2 separate regions of the Homo sapiens genome follow, and region 2 is linked to region 1. A link is an interaction called in ENCODE POLR2A ChIA-PET data of the cell type or tissue named here. Cell type or tissue: GM12878. All regions are shown on one strand. Each heading gives the region's core, and the rest is flanking DNA. Links, peaks and the distances in the headings are about the cores only. Region 1 overlaps ALDH9A1 (aldehyde dehydrogenase 9 family member A1). Region 2 overlaps TMCO1 (transmembrane and coiled-coil domains 1).

Evidence for each region. ChIA-PET counts read pairs that join two places held together with the same protein. Peaks named below come from ENCODE experiments on the same cell type or tissue, not always from the same donor. Only the 100,000 strongest peaks of a DNase experiment are listed, where the experiment ranks them.
Region 2: POLR2A ChIA-PET joins it to region 1 with 5 read pairs; 19 of 35 experiments call an interaction of 5 or more read pairs at or near these places.

The regions. Positions count from the first base shown.
Region 1 is chr1:165,684,392-165,696,187 of GRCh38, reverse strand. It overlaps ALDH9A1 (aldehyde dehydrogenase 9 family member A1), which reads left to right. Exons shown (of 11, transcript NM_000696.4): 2 at 791-936. Among named protein-coding and RNA genes, the nearest start is that of ALDH9A1, 8.3 kb to the left of the region's middle. In GM12878, for the core only: a CTCF peak has its summit at 9,883; DNase peaks (open chromatin) are centred at 9,347 and 9,807; H3K4me3 peaks cover 1,333 bases; H3K27ac peaks cover 1,598 bases.
Region 2 is chr1:165,759,128-165,763,127 of GRCh38, reverse strand. TMCO1 (transmembrane and coiled-coil domains 1) reads left to right here. Exons shown (of 7, transcript NM_019026.6): 3 at 3,544-3,603. Among named protein-coding and RNA genes, the nearest start is that of TMCO1, 7.7 kb to the left of the region's middle. In GM12878, for the core only: no CTCF peak of the experiment used is centred there; no DNase peak of the experiment used is centred there.

The DNA.
Region 1 (11,796 bases), core at 7,629-11,628:
ATGTCAATGACCGCAAAATACAGTTAAGAACTGCTAGGCCGGGTGTGGTGGCTCATGGCTGTAATCCCAGCACTTGGGGAGGCAGAGGTGGGTGAATCACTTGAGGTCAGGAATGTAAGACCAGCCTGGCCAACATGATGAAATCCCGTCTCTACTAAAAATACAAAAATTAGCTGTGTGTGGTGGCAGGCGCCTGTAATCCCAGCTACTCGGGAGGCTGAGGCAGGAGAATTGCTGGAACCCAGGAGGCAAAAGTTGCAGTGAGTCAAGATCGTGCCATTGCACTCCAGCCTGGGTAACAAGAGCGAGACTCCGTCTTAAAAAACAAAAAAACAAAACAAAAAAACCTGCTAGTATAGAGATGGTCACTAAATCAAACCATACATAAAAACAAGAAGTTACGGTAGCCCACGCCTGTAATTCCGGCACTTCGGGAGGCTGAGGCGGGTGGGTCACAAGGTCAGGAGATCAAGACCATCCTGGTCAACATGGTGAAACCCGGTCTCTACTAAAAAATACAAAAAATTAGCTGGGCGTAGTGGCGTGCACTGGTAGTCCCAGCTACTCAGGAGGCTGAGGCAGGGGAATCGCTTGAACTCAGGAGGCAGAGGTTGCAGTGAGCCGAGATCGCGCCACTGCACTCCAGCCTGGGTGACAGAGCAAGACTCCATCTCAAGAAAAAAAAAAAAAAAAAAAAAAAGACTACTACTAAGAGAATATTGATAGATAATATTTTATTTAAATATGTGGCAACAATTTGAGTTAAAACTGATGTTTCCGCTCTTTATAGGCCGAGTGATAGCTACTTTCACATGTTCAGGAGAAAAGGAAGTAAATTTGGCTGTTCAAAATGCAAAGGCTGCTTTTAAAATATGGAGTCAAAAATCTGGCATGGAGCGTTGCCGAATCCTTTTGGAGGCTGCCAGGATAATAAGGGTATGTTCCAATTTATTTCCTTCCAGAACTCAGACATTGCTCTGAGGTTTCTTTGTGATGTTTGCAGTTCGACTTTGTTGCAACATTAGGCCGTAACGTTTTTATAAAATGGAAAAACATTTCCACATGCTCACCTTAGTATATAAAACAAGTTTTTGTTCAATACTTCCCATCTGGATGTTGGCTCTTGGACATCTCCTTTGGCAGGTTTTCATGTTTGTAAAGCTTTGTTTTGAATTATAATGCACTCTTTATAGCTCATCGTCCTTTTTTTATTTTTATTTTTTTTTTTTTTTGAGACGGAATCTTGCTCTGTCGCCCAGGCTGGAGTGCAGTGGAGTGATCTCGGCTCACTGCAACCTTCGCCTCCCGGGCTCAAGCAATTCTCCTGCCTCAGCTTCCCAAGTAGCTGGGACTACAGGTGTGTGCCACCATGCCTGGCTAATTTTTGTATTTTTCGTAGAGATGGATTTCACCATGTTGGCCAGGCTGGTCTTGAACTCCTGACCTCAAGTGATCCACCCACATCGGCCTCACAAAATGCTGGGATTACAGGCGTGAGCCACTGTGCCCAGCCTTTCTTTCTTTTTAAACCATGTGGTTTACTTGTTTCCTTTTTATTCTTTATTTTGATGATTCTCAAGTCTACCTTTCTTTTTCAGATTTGTTTTCAGATAGGGTTTTAAGTATCGTTACTTTAATTGGGAAGATTTCATAGATTTGTAGATGTTCCCTTTAAAAAAAAGAGAGTTAAACTTTTTTTTTACATCATAAATATATACAATTTTTATTTGTCAACTAAAAAAAATTGTAAAAACAAGTATTTAATACTCATCGCAAAACATAAAAAGCCTGCAATGCAAAGGGTTTCTGTGGTGTAGTAGTTACCACGCTGGCCTAACACACGGAAGGTCCTCTGTTTGAAACTTGACGGAAACAAAAGGTTTCTTTTGTTTCCCAGAATCTGACCAGGCTGCCTCTTCCTGGGAGTCCAGAGCTGCGAGGAACAAGTGATAATCCTGCCTCCTTTTTTTTTTTTTTTTATACTTAAGTTCTAGGGTACATGTACACAATGTGCAGGTTTGATACATAGGTATACAAGTGCCATGTTGGTTTGCTGCACCCATCAACTCACCATTTACATTAGGTATTTCTCCTAATGCTATCCCTCCCCCAGCCCCCCACCCCCTACGGCCCCGGTGTGTGATGTTCCCCACCCTGTGTCCAAGTGATCTCATTGTTCAATTCCCACCTATGAATGAGAACATGCAGTGTTTGGTTTTCTGTCCTTGTGATAGTTTGCTCAGAATGATGGTTTCCAGCTTCATCCATGTCCCTGCAAAGGACATGAACTCATCCTTTTTAATGGCTGCATAGTATTCCATGGTATATATGTGCCACATTTTCTTAATCCAGTCTATCATTGATGGGCATTTGGGTTGGTTCCAAGTCTTTGCTCTTGTGAATAGTGCTGCAATAAACATACGTGTGCATGTGTCTTTATAGTAGCATGATTTATAATCCTTTGAGTATATACCCAGTAATGGGATGGCTGGGTCAAATGGTATTTCTAGTTCTAGATATTTGAGGAATCGCCACACTGTCTTCCACAATGGTTGAACTAGTTTACAGTCCCACCAACAGTGTAAAAGTGTTCCTATTTCTCCACATCATCTCCAGCACCTGTTGTTTCCTGACTTTTTAATGATTGCCATTCTAACTGGTGTGAGATGGTATCTCATTGTGGGTTTGATTTGCATTTCTCTGATGGCCAGTGATGATGAGCATTTTTTCATGTGTCTTTTGGCTGCATAAATGTCTTTTTTTGAGAAGTGTCTGTTCATATCCTTTGCCCACTTGTTGATGGGGTTGTTTGTTTTTTCTTGTAAATTTGTTTAAGTTCATTGTAGATTCTGGATATTAACCCTCTGTCAGATGGGTAGATTACAAAAATTTTCTCCCATTCTGTAGGTTGCCTGTTCACTCTGATGGTAGTTTCTTTTGCTGTGCAGAAGCTCTTTAGTTTACTTAGATCCCATTTGTCTATTTTGGCTTTTGTTGCCATTGCTTTTGGTGTTTTAGTCATGAAGTCCTTGCCCATGCCTGTGTCCTGAATGGTATTGCCTAGGTTTTCTTCTAGGGTTTTTATGGTTTTAGGTCTAACATTTAAGTCTTTAATCCATCTTGAATTAATTTTTGTATAAGGTGTAAGGAAGGGATCCAGTTTCAGCTTTCTACATATGGCTAGCCAGTTTTCCCAGCACCATTTATTAAATAGGGAATCCTTTCCTCATTTCTTGTTTTTCTCAGGTTTGTCAAAGATCAGATGGTTGTAGATGTGTGGTATTATTTCTGAGGGCTCCGTTCTGTTCCATTGTTCTATATCTCTGTTTTGGTACCAGTACCATGCTGTTTTGGTTACTGTAGCCTTGTAGTATAGTTTGAAGTCAGGTAGCATGATGCCTCCAGCTGTGTTCTTTTGGCTTAGGATTGTCTTGGCAATGCAGGCTCTTTTTTGGTTCCATATGAACTTTAAAATAGTTTTTTCCAATTCTGTGAAGAAAGTCATTGGTAGCTTGATGGGGATGGCATTAAATCTATAAATTACCTTGGGCAGTATGGCCATTTTTGCGATATTGATTCTTCCTATCCATGAGCATGGAATGTTCTTTCATTTGTTTGTGTCCTCTTTTATTTCATTGAGCAGTGGTTTGTAGTTCTCCTTGAAGAGGTCCTTCACATCCCTTGTAAGTTGGATTCCTGGGTATTTTATTCTCTTTGAAGCAATTGTGAATGGGAGTTCACTCATGATTTGGCTCTGTGTTTGTCTGTTATTGGTGTATAGGAATGCTTGTGATTTTTGCACATTGATTTTGTATCTTGAGACTTTGCTGAAGTAGCTTATCACCTTAAGGAGATTTTGGGCTGAGACAATGGGGTTTTCTAAATATACAATCATGTCATCTGCAAACAGGGACAATTTGACTTCCTCCTAATTGAATACACTTTATTTTTTTCTCCTGCCTGATTGCCTTGGCCAGAACTTCCAACACTATGTTGAATAGGAGTGGTGAGAGAGGGCATTCATGTCTTGTGCCAGTTTTCAAAGGGAATGCTTCCAGTTTTTGCCCATTCAGTATGATATTGGCTGTGGGTTTGTCATAAATAGCTCTTATTATTTTGAGATATGTCCCATCAATACCTAGTATATTGAGAGTTTTTAGCATGAAGGGCTGTTGAAATTTGTCGAAGGCCTTTTCTGCGTCTGTTGAGATAGTCGTGGTTTTTGTCTTTGGTTCTGTTTATATGATGGATTACGTTTATTGATTTGTGTATGTTGAACCAGCCTTGCATCCCAGGGATGAAGCCAACTTGATCATGGTGGATAAGCTTTTTGATGTGCTACTGGATTCTGTTTGCCAGTATTTTATTGAGGATTTTTGCATCGATGTTCATCAGGGATATTGGTCTAAAATTCTCTTTTTTTGTTATGTCTTGGTATCAGGCTGATGCTGGCCTCATAAAATGAGTTAGGGAGGTTCCCTCTTTTTCTAATGATTGGAATAGTTTCAGAAGGAATAGTACCAGCTCATCTTTGTATCTCTGGTAGAATTCAGGGTTTTTAGCTTCTTTGTGATGGGTTCAAACATCATCCTTTACCTCAGAGAAGTTTGTTATTACCGATCTTCTGAAGCTTACTTCTGTCACTTGTCTAAGTCATTCTCCGTGCAGCTTTGTTCCATTGCTGGTGAGGAGCTGCGATCCTTTGGAGGAGAAGAGGCACTCTGGTTTTGAGAATTTTCAGCTTTTCTGTTCTGGTTTCTCCCCATCTTTGTGGTTTTATCTACCTTTGGTTTTTGATGATGCTGACCTACATATGGGGTTTTGGTGTGGATGTCCTTTTTGTTGATGTTGATGCTATTCCTTTCTGTTAGTTTTCCTTCTAATAGTCAGGACCCTCAGCTGCAGGTCTGTTGGAGTTTGCTGGAGGTCCACTCCAGACCCTGTTTGCCTGGGTATCACCAGCGGAGGCTGTAGAACAGCAAATATTGCAGAACAGCAAATGTTGCTGCCTGATCCTTCCTCTAGAAGCTTTGTCCCAGAAGGGCACCCACCTGTATGAGGTGTCAGTCGGCCTCGACTGGGAGGTGTCTCCCAGTTAGGCTACTTGGGGGTCAGGGACCCACTTGAGGAGGCAGTCTGTCCATTCTCAGATCTCAAACTCCATGCTGGAAGAACCACTACTCTTTTCAAAGCTGTCAGACAGGGACGTTTAAGTCTGCAGAAGTTTCCGCTGCCTTTTGTTCAGCTATGCCCTGCCGCCAGAGGTGCAGTTTACAGAGGCAGGCAGGCCTCCTTGAGCTGTGGTGGGCTCCACTCGGTTCGAGCTTCCTGGCTGCTTTGTTTACCTAGTCAAGCCTCAGGAATGGCAGACGCCCCTCCCCCAGCTTCACTGCCACCTTCGCAGTTCCATCTTGGACTGCTGTTATAGCAGTGAGCAAAGCTCCATGGGTGGGGGACCCGCCGAGCCAGCTGCAGGATATAATCTCCTGGTGTGCCGTTTGCTAAGACTGTTGGAAAAGCGCAGTATTAGGGTGGGAGTGTCCCGATTTCCCAGGTACCATCTGTCACGGCTTCCCTTGGCTAGGAAAGGGAATTCCCTGACCCCTTGTGCTTCCCAGGTGAACCAGTCCTAATGAGATGAACCCAGTACCTCTGTTGGAAATGCAGAAATCACCGTCTTCTGCATTGATCACGCTGGGAGATGCAGATCGGAGCTGCTCCTATTCGGCCATCTTGATTCTGGACTCTGATAGTTAAACTTTTTATAGTCTTAAAGATCAGAAGTACCAGATGTTCATTATAGAAAGAAAATTCAGAAGAGAATACATCAAAATAAGAATCATGGATAGCTGAGTGGTAGGTCTGTGGTGACTTTTTGTCATAAGTATGTTACGTCAGAAACTGTGACGGGTCTGAGAGTTTCCCTGCTTTCAAGAGTGTGTGTGTATATGTGTATATATTACATACATATACATATAAAACACATATAATATACATATACATAATTATACACATATAAGCTATGTTATACACATAGAATAATATATAATCTATATAATATACATATATTCTATATTATAGTTGTAAATTACACAATTATGTGTAATATATGTATATTTTATACATATATATATTCTAGCAAGAGACATGAGGCTTTTTGGATCACAGAGAAGGATGGTTTATTACAGCAAAATGCAGCAGCCATAGCAATACCTTAGCACTAATTTCTGTTTATTTATTATTATTTTTTTTTTGTGATGGAGTCTCACTCTGTCACCCAGGCTGGAGTGCAATGGCACAATCTTGGCTCACTGCAACCTCCGCCTCCTGGGTTCAAGCGATTCTCCTGCCTCAGACTCCTGAATAGCTGGGATTACAGGCACATGACACCACGCCTGGCTATTTTTTGTATTTTTAGTAGAGACAGAGTTTCCCCATGTTGGCCAGGCTCGTCTCAAACTCCTGACCTTAGGTGATCCGCCTGCCTTGGCCTTCCAAAGTGCTGGGATTACAGGCATGAGCCACTGCATCCGGCCTAGTTTTTTTGTTTTCAAAGCACCGGTCACCACGGTGAGTGAGGGGATGGGATGAGAACCAGGTGAGATCCCTGTGCATGCAGGAAGTTGCACCAAAGGAGAAGAACCCTAAACTTCTGAGATTCATTTAAATAGAAATTACTGGCACATCTGCCCATCCTCTTCTCTGGGGAGAGAGTGAGAGAGATTGAGATTACTTATTAAGCAAATCTCCAGGGTTGAGAGGGAAGGTATCACTAAGTTTATTATCCTGGAGTATAAGCACATGTTTCAGGAACAGGAAGTAAAGAGGTTTACATTTCTAAATTTCTCCAGATTTCTTTATCTTTAGGGAGATACTGTCTCTGCCTTTCAAGGCCTTTGCTATTCAATCAACTCGTCAGTGTCCTTTGCTTGGAAAGCCCTGACCATGCAGAAATATCAAAATATTCATATAGAATTTTCTCCCAACGAAGTATTTTCCCCGTTATTAAAAATTTATTTTTAATTCGATAAACCAAAGATAACTCAAAGCAGATAATTTATTATTTTCATTTGCCCATTTTTTTTCCTGTGAATGAGCAGCATTGTAGGGCTGTTAAGAATTGGCTCCTTTATTGTTAGGAAATGACTTTTATTGATCCTGGGTAATATCTAATAATATTTTTTGCTCTGAAATCTGTTGTCTGATACTAAATTTCATTTCTTTTTACTTTACCCTCCCCTTTACTTTTCCTTTGATACCTGTGTGGTGTTTTATTAATCAAAAACCCACTGCTTATTATTAAGTGTTTATTAATCAAAAACACTTGTCTGATGATCGTGCTCTGAACCTGCCTTCACCCCAATTTATTCCATAACTGAATAGATCCCACTCTGTGACCACACCTACAATCATATTAGCCCTCAGTTTTCTTTTAAGTGATTTTTCTAGTTAATCAAGATCTGCAGTTCTTTGTTCTTTTTTGACAGGGTCTTGCTCTGTCACCCAGGCTGGAGTGCAGTGGCACAATCATGGCTCACTACAGCCTCAACCTCCTGGGCTCAAGGGATCCTCTTGCCTCAGCTTCCCGTATATGTGCACCACCATACCTGGCTAATTTTTGTTTGTATTTTTTGTAGAGATGGGGTTACGCCATGTTTCCCAGGCTGGAATTTAAAAAAAAGTATTGCTGTAAACAATTATTTTTTAAAATATTTTAAGAATAAGGTAAAATATTTCACATTTGTCCACATATTTACCATTTCTGGTGCTCATAAGTCATTTGTGTAGACCCAGATATCTGTCTGCTGTCATTTTCTCTTCTGCTAGAAGGAATTTCTTCAGCATTTCTTTTCTGTTTTGTTTTGTTTTTTGAGACAAGGTCTCGCTCTGTCTCCCCAGCTGAAGCACAGTAGTGGAATCATAGCTCACTATGGCCTTGACCTTCTGGGCTCAAACGATCCTCCCACCTCAGCGTCCTGAGTAGCTGGGACTACAGACTCATGTCACCACACTTGGCTAATTTTTGTATTTTTTGTAGAGAGCGGGTTTATTCATGTTGCCCAGGATGGTCTTGATCTCCTGGGCTCAAGTCATCCTCCTGCCTCAGCTTCCCAAAGTGCTGGGACTGTACGTGTGTGCCACTGTACCCAGCCTAGAATTAATTAATTTCTTTTCTTTTCTTTTCTTTCTCTTTTTTTTTTGAGAGGAGTCTCTCTCTCTCACCCAGGCTGGAGTACAGTGGCATGATCTCGGCTCACTGCAACCTCCGCCTCCCGGGTTCAAGTGATTCTCCTGCCTCAGCCTCCCGAGTAGCTGGGATTACAAATGTGTGCCACCATGCCTGGCTAATTTTTGTATTTTTAGTAGAGATGGGGTTTCACCATGTTGGCCAGGCTGGTCTCAAACTGCTGACCTCCAGTGATCCGCCCACCTCGGCTTCCCAAAGTGCTGGGATTACAGGTGTGAGCCACTGCACCCCGCCAGGCTAGCATTTCTTATAGTGCAGGTCTGTTGGTACTCTTTCAGATTCTGTATGTCTAAAAAAGTCTTTCTTTTGCATTAATTTTTGAATGAATTGTAGGTAAATAGTTTTTTCTTTCAGTACTTTAAAGATGTTGCTCCACTGTCTTCTGATTTGTATTGTTTCAGAAGAGAAATTTACTGTCATTTTTATTTTTGTATCTTTGTATGTAATGTACTCCCTCTACCCCCCACCCCTGGCTGTTTTAATATTTTTCTCCTTATCACTGGTTTTAAGCAATTTGATTATGATGTCTTTTGGTGCAGTTTTCTTCATATGTATTTTTCCTGAGGTTTATTGATCTTCTTGGATCTGTAAATTTGTTTCATTTGGAAAAAAAATTTGGCCATGATTTCTTTAGTTTTTTTTTTTGCCCCCTCTTCCATCACTTCTCCTTCAGGGCCTCCAATTACACATATATTGGGCTGCCTGAAGCTATCCCACGTCACTGATGCTCAGTTCATTTTCCAGTTTTTGGGTGTGTTTATGGGTTTTTTTCTCCTTCTGAGCCTTCCCTCCCACCCCCTGTGTGTGTGTGTTTTGTTTTCAGGTAATTTCTATTGTTATGACTCAAGTTCATCGGTCTTCTATAGTGTTTTATCTGCTGTTAATCTCATCTAGTGTATTTTCATCTCTAGATTAATTTGGGTCTTTTATATATGTGTTCTGTGGCTCTCCTTAACATGCTTATGTTTTTCTGTGCCTTCTTGAACATACGGAGTATAGCTATCATAACTTAATGTTCTTGTCTACTAGTTCTGTTGTGTTATTTCTGAATGTGTTTTTATTGGTTAGTTTCGCTTCCTGGTTAAATGTTACGGTTTTCTACTTTTTGCATGCCTGGTAGTTTTTGATCACTAGACATATGATCTCTAGTGAATCACTAGGGCACATTATATTGCTGGGTGCTGGATAGTCTTGTACTTTAAAAAATATTCTTAAGCTTTGTTCTGGGACACAGTGAAGTTACTTGGAATCAGTTTGATCCTTGGAAGATTTGCTTTTAGATCAGCAAATTTCGCCATGTTATTCAATACCCTTCTGACTGCTTAACCCTGTGATCCGGGTGTTAATGAGGTTTTCTCACCATGGCTGGTGGGAACATGAACTATACCTGGCCCTGTGTGAGTTCTGGGGCTTTTTTTTTTAAAAAAAAAAACATTTTCTTCTTGGGTAGTCCTTTTCCCAGTCTTGGGTAGTTTTCTCACACTGGTACTCAAAGGGGAATCTGCAGATTTCTGGGGTTCTCTATCTGTGCAGCTCTTTTCCCTTCCACACTCAGTCTTGAAGAACTGTAGCCACTCAAAGTTCCCTAAACTCCCACCCTATCTTCTCAACTCATGTGTCTGCTGGGCGCCACCTAGCTTCCTCCTCCCTGCTCTGTGGCCTGAAAACTTTCTCTAGGCAGTAGACTCCAGCAATTGTAGGGCTCACCTCATTGGTTCCCTCCTCCAGGGACCACTGCCTTGAGTTGCTTAATGTCTGATGTCTGAAAATGGTTCATGTATTTTATCTGGTGTTTTTAGTTGTTTAAGGTGGGAGAATGAATCTGGTCCCTGTTAATCCATCTTGGCTAGAAGCTCATTGATTCCTAGTGGAAATGAACATTTTTTTCCATATTTTCTCATTTTTACTTTGAATCCTTTGGTACTTATACCAGATTGTATAGATCTTGTCTGTGAGACCCAGTCATTTTTCAGTTGGAGACCCCTTGTGAAGTAGCTATCATTTGGATTAAAAGGGGAGGGAGAATGTTACTTAAAACAATGACAAAACTATCTAAATAAAGAAGAGATTGTGTATGTAGGTTATCTTCTTGCCTCCAGCCCTGGCCCAGGTTGGTTTGTCTTGTACAGTGCCACCAGAGTGGTCCTCCTACAGAAGCACATTTGATCATGGTACATCCTTGGGTAAAACTGGCCATGGTCCCCCTCCTTAACATGGCCCTCAGGCCCTGTTTCTCCAGCCTCGTCTTTTCTCTTCACACACCATAAGACCCAGCTCTCCTGCACTACTGGTCCTTCCTCGTTTACCATGTGTATACTGTCACACCTCATGCTTTTACAATGCCATGACGCTGAGTTTGGTGCTGTTCTTTTGTTTTTCTTGCCTCTTGTGCTTACATGTTTAGCATTTAGTGGTCTGTACTGTAATTTATCCCTCCCTCCCTCCATTTTTTCCTTCTGGACAAGGTGATTGTTGTACATAATTGTATTAGCAAAAGCATCTTGAGATGTATATAGCTATTTTACCTATTTGAGAAATGAGAAAATGCTCAAAAAGGTTAAATAGCTTGTCTTAGATCATATAACTAGTAAGTATAAGAGCTAGTCTGTTGGGCTTCAAAGCTAGACATTAAGCCCTGCTGAGGGGTTCGAAGTGAAAGGGAGAAGTGAGGGACCTACTCTTGGCTTCTAATCTTTCATCCCAGTGAACACCTGGTCAAGTCATATTGTAAAGCAGGGTGATATAGAGGAGGAACAGGGTTGGGAACAACACATGTATTTCCTAAGAAATACTTGTAGCAGTATGTTGTTATGGTGAACAATTTTATCTTATGGTTACTCTTGCAATAGTAGCAGGCAGAAATTTTTGTCAGAGACATCTTTGATGATCCTTACGTACTATATCAGAAGATCTCCTAATGCTCTTAGTAGATAACTTTTTTTTTGTAAGGATGGAGAATAATAGAATAACACAGAAAAAATTTCCCAAGGCCATCTAATTAACTGAATTTTCTCTGAGAGTTGAAACCCCAAAACAGCCCCCAAAACCACTTGCCTATCCATTATTTTAAAAGAGAAAAAAATCTCCAGAGTAAAAGTTTCTATTCTCTTAGTAAATGTTCCAGGGCTTAGCAGCGATAGAATCACAGATTACTTCCTATTTGTTCACTCTTACACTAAAGTGTAAGCAGAACCGTGTTTCACTATTGCCAGTGTAATATCTCTTCCCTGTATTTGAAATGTTCTGTACTGATTCATCACTTTATTCAACCGATTAATGCACTAGCCTCTCTAGGGCCTAGTTTCCTCTTGAATTCAAGAAACAAAATTTAAGCTACTTATGGTTGATTATACCTTTGGAAAACTATTTTGTGTTAATTATACTCAACAAACTTAAGAATGGGGAATAATTTATGCTTGGTGTAAGAATTGATGTATGTTTTCCTCTTAGGGTACCCTCTTTCTAGGGTCAGCATACTGGGAAACAAGTTAATTGTCAAAAGGTTGTTTTGTTGAGTGTAGAGTCAGGAAGGGAGAAGGTAAATTGTT
Region 2 (4,000 bases), core at 1-4,000, 75 kb before region 1:
ATTTGATACAGGTTACTTTGCTTGTGCTGATCTGGTCCTTGGCATTTTTAGAAGAATACTGTTGTCCAAAAAGCAGTCCTACTGAGCTGCTTTTAACAAAAGGAAATGCTTTCTTAAAGGTAGTGAGTTGGTTGACTCAGGTGGTCACTGGGCTTATAGATGTATTCTAAATATCAGTAGGTCTTCTTTTATTGTGTTACTATTATAATATATACTAATGAAAGGATACTTCAATAAATGAAAAAGATTAAAATACAGTATATATAACTTGATTCTTGTAACACAGTTGTTTATTTGAGAGCACTTACTAAGTATAAATTGCTGTGAAGTATGAGGTATTTCTGTTGTTTACGGTAAAATAGGATAAATCTTTTAGAATAATTTATAAACTGTTTGGCAGAACTCTGGAATTTAGAATGCAGGAATACAGATCATGGACAGAAATGTGTTTCATAGTAGACATCTTTTATTTTTGTCAACTCTGACATTTCTACTTCTTGTTGTCAGGTGAGATTCTGATGAATAAATATCCACACACCAAGGTTTCATCACAACCTCATGAAGTTTGAAAAACATTAGATTAATTTATCCCTAAAAACAATTTATCTAGTCTCAATCTGGTCTTCTAGAAGACCAGACTAATGTTTATGGAATTGTCTTATGTTTCTATTCTCTAGCCTTCTGTCTTTTTATTGCCCTGTTTTCTATGCAGTCATGGTTAAATGCCAAGTAGTTGTGTTATAGTCCTTCTGGGGTGGGAAAGAAATATTTTTGTTTCTTTGTTTAATAACAATGATAAAGAACAAAACATTAAGTGTTTTCTGTCCATTTTGTCTTTTAAAATGTTATCCTTATAACATTTTAATAAAAATGTTATCCTTATAACATTTTAATAAAAATGTTATCCTTATAACATTTTAATAAAAATGTTATCCTTATAACATTTTAATAAAAATGTTATCCTTATAACATTTTAATAAAAATGTTATCCTTATAACATTTTAATAAAAATGTTATCCTTATAACATTTTAATAAAAATGTTATCCTTATAACATTTTAATAAAAATGTTATCCTTATAACATTTTAATAAAAATGTTATCCTTATAACATTTTAATAAAAATGTTATCCTTATAACATTTTAATAAAAATGTTTATTATTTATTTATTTATTTTTTTGAGACAGGGTTTCACTCTGTCACCCAGGTTGGAGTGCAGTGGCCCAATCATGGCTCACTGCAGTCTTGACTTCCTGGGCTTCCATGATCCTCTCATCTCAGCCTCCTGAGTAGCTGGGACCACAGGAGTGCACCACCATGGCCGGCTGATTTTTGTAGTTTTGGTAGAGACGAGGTTTCACCGTGTTGCCCATGCTGATCTCGAACTCCTGAACTGAAATGATCTTCCCATCTTGGCCTCTCAGAGTGCTGGGCTTACAGAACTGAGCCACTGCACCCGACATAAAATGTTATTTTTATAACATTTTAAAATGTGAAATTTGACATTTTTCTTTTATGATCTCTCACTAGTATGTTCATTCAAAATCTTTCTCTCTCTCTTTCCATGTACATGATGTTTTGTTTTATTTTATTTTGGCGACAGGGTCTCGCTCTCGCATAGGCTGGAGTGCAGTGAAGTGAACACAGCTCACTGCAGCCTCAAGCTCCTGGGCTCAGGAGCTCCTCCTGCCTCAGCCTCCTGAGTAGCTGGGACTATAGGCATGTGCCACCACACTCGGCTAATTTTTCAATTTTTTATAGAGACAGAGTCTTGCCATGTTGCCCAGGCTGATCCCAAACTCCTGGGCTCAAGCAGTCTTCCCACTTCAACCTACCAGAGTGCTGGGATTACAGGTTTGAGCCACCATGCCTGGCCTGTATCTTACCTTTCTATTTACCTAGAACAGTATCTGTTACTTAGTCTTCCAGAACAAACACACACACACACACACACACAAATACACAAAACACATATTTTATTTTGGCCAGCCTTTTAAATTTCATTTGCAATATTGGAGTCAAGTTGAATTTTACAATTCTTGGATAAAGCAGTGATACCAATTTTGCTTTTAGAATTCAGGGACAAACTTCATGTACTAAGGGAAAGAGTTCTACCCGCTAATTCTCTTTAATGTAGGTTTTAGAAATGGTACCTATACCGTACTGTTTGCTATTAGTATACTAAGATAATATGGGTAACAGATAATATAAATAAACTAAGTAAAGGTAATTTTTGACATATCCCTAGTCCATTTACAGGTGATTAAAGATGGTAAATATAATATAAATACATTACACTATTTCTTTTTCTTTCTTTTTTTTATTTTTTGAGATGGGGTCTCGCTCTGTCGCCAGGCTGGAGTTCAGTGGCGAGATCTTGGCTCACTGCAACTTCTGCCTTCCGGGTTCAAGCGATTCTCTTGCCTCTGCCTCCCAAGTAGCTGGGACTACAGGCACGCGCCACATGCCCAGCTAAATTTTGTATTTTTAGTAGAGATGGGTTTTCACCATGTTGGCCAGGATGATCTCAATCTCTTGACCTCATGATCTGCCCACCTCGGCCTTCCAAAGTGCTGGAATTACAGGTGTGAGCCGCTGCACCCGGCCCACTATTTCTTTTTCAAAAGCTTATTGTTATGTAATCATGATAGTAATTGAAATGCATCAGAAAAATTGGTATTTTTTTTTTTTTTTTTGAGAAACAGAGTCTCGCTCTATTGCCCAGACTGGAGTAGAGTGGTGTGATCTAAACTCACTGCAACCTCCACCGCCTGGATTCAAGTGATTCTCCTGCCTCAGCTTCCCAAGTAGCTGGAATTATAGGCATATGCCACTACGCCCAGCTAATTTTTGTATGTTTTTTAGTAGAGACGGGGTTTCACTATATGTTGGCCAGGCTGGTCTCAAACTCCTGACCTCAGGTGATCTGCCCGCCTAGGCCTCCCAAAGTGCTGGGGTTATAGGTGTGAGCCACTGCGTCTGTCTGGTCTTAGCTTTTTTGGCTCTCCTGATTTTCCTGCAGTGTGCGTATAACTATCTTGTCACATTACTGTAATTGTCATTTGATTATTTCCCCTGACTAGATTATTCTTTAGAAGGTAGGGATCATTTTTTTTTCATCTGCTTAGAGTTATTTAGGCAGCCAATAACTGAGTGAATAAATTTCTACCTTCTGTCATAAGAGAATGGAATTACAATTAACCCTAGTTATCTGAGAGAATAGAAATTTGAAAATTGTGCTTTGAAACTAGCTAAGGTAATCATCCTCAGCTGATGGTCTGTTTTCATTATGATTATATCAATACAATTCTTTATGGGTATTTGATTAATGATGCTTATAATTGTTGTTTCATTCTTAGAATATTGTATCTACCTTTTACCATCAGTAGCTATGAGAGTGGACCAGTTAACTTAATCATGACCATAATCAGTCAGTGTGTAACTTTCTTGCAAGCTTCTTTCATTGGTTCAGCTGTGATAAAGCATCCTTTGTTTCTTTAGTATAATCCAGTTAATTTTTACTGTGTTACTATGTTGTTTACAGTGGAAAAGAAGAAGGAAACAATAACAGAGTCAGCTGGTCGACAACAGAAAAAGAAAATAGGTAAGATGAGATATTAGTCAAAATGAAATTTGGGTTTTCTTAAAAAAATTAATTCTTAGATAATGAAAATATAAAATTATTAATAGTGATAACTCACATTTCTATGATTTTATGGTTTATAAAGCACATGCATACTTTATCTCACTTGATTCTTACCCATTTTGTGAGGTGTACAGGACAAATTTAAGCAGTTCCTCTATTTTTGCTCTTAGCTTTGGAATTTGAGTTTTGTAAAATGACAGTTGTGGCTTTTGAACTTGGCTGAGGGTTTTTGGCATAGTTTGTAAAAGCATGTTGTTTTTTATATCTGAGATGATTATTTCCACTTAAGTCTTACTTGTATTCATTGTTTCCATGGCTTCCTTACTGAGTATTGACTAGTGATGGAAATCCACCA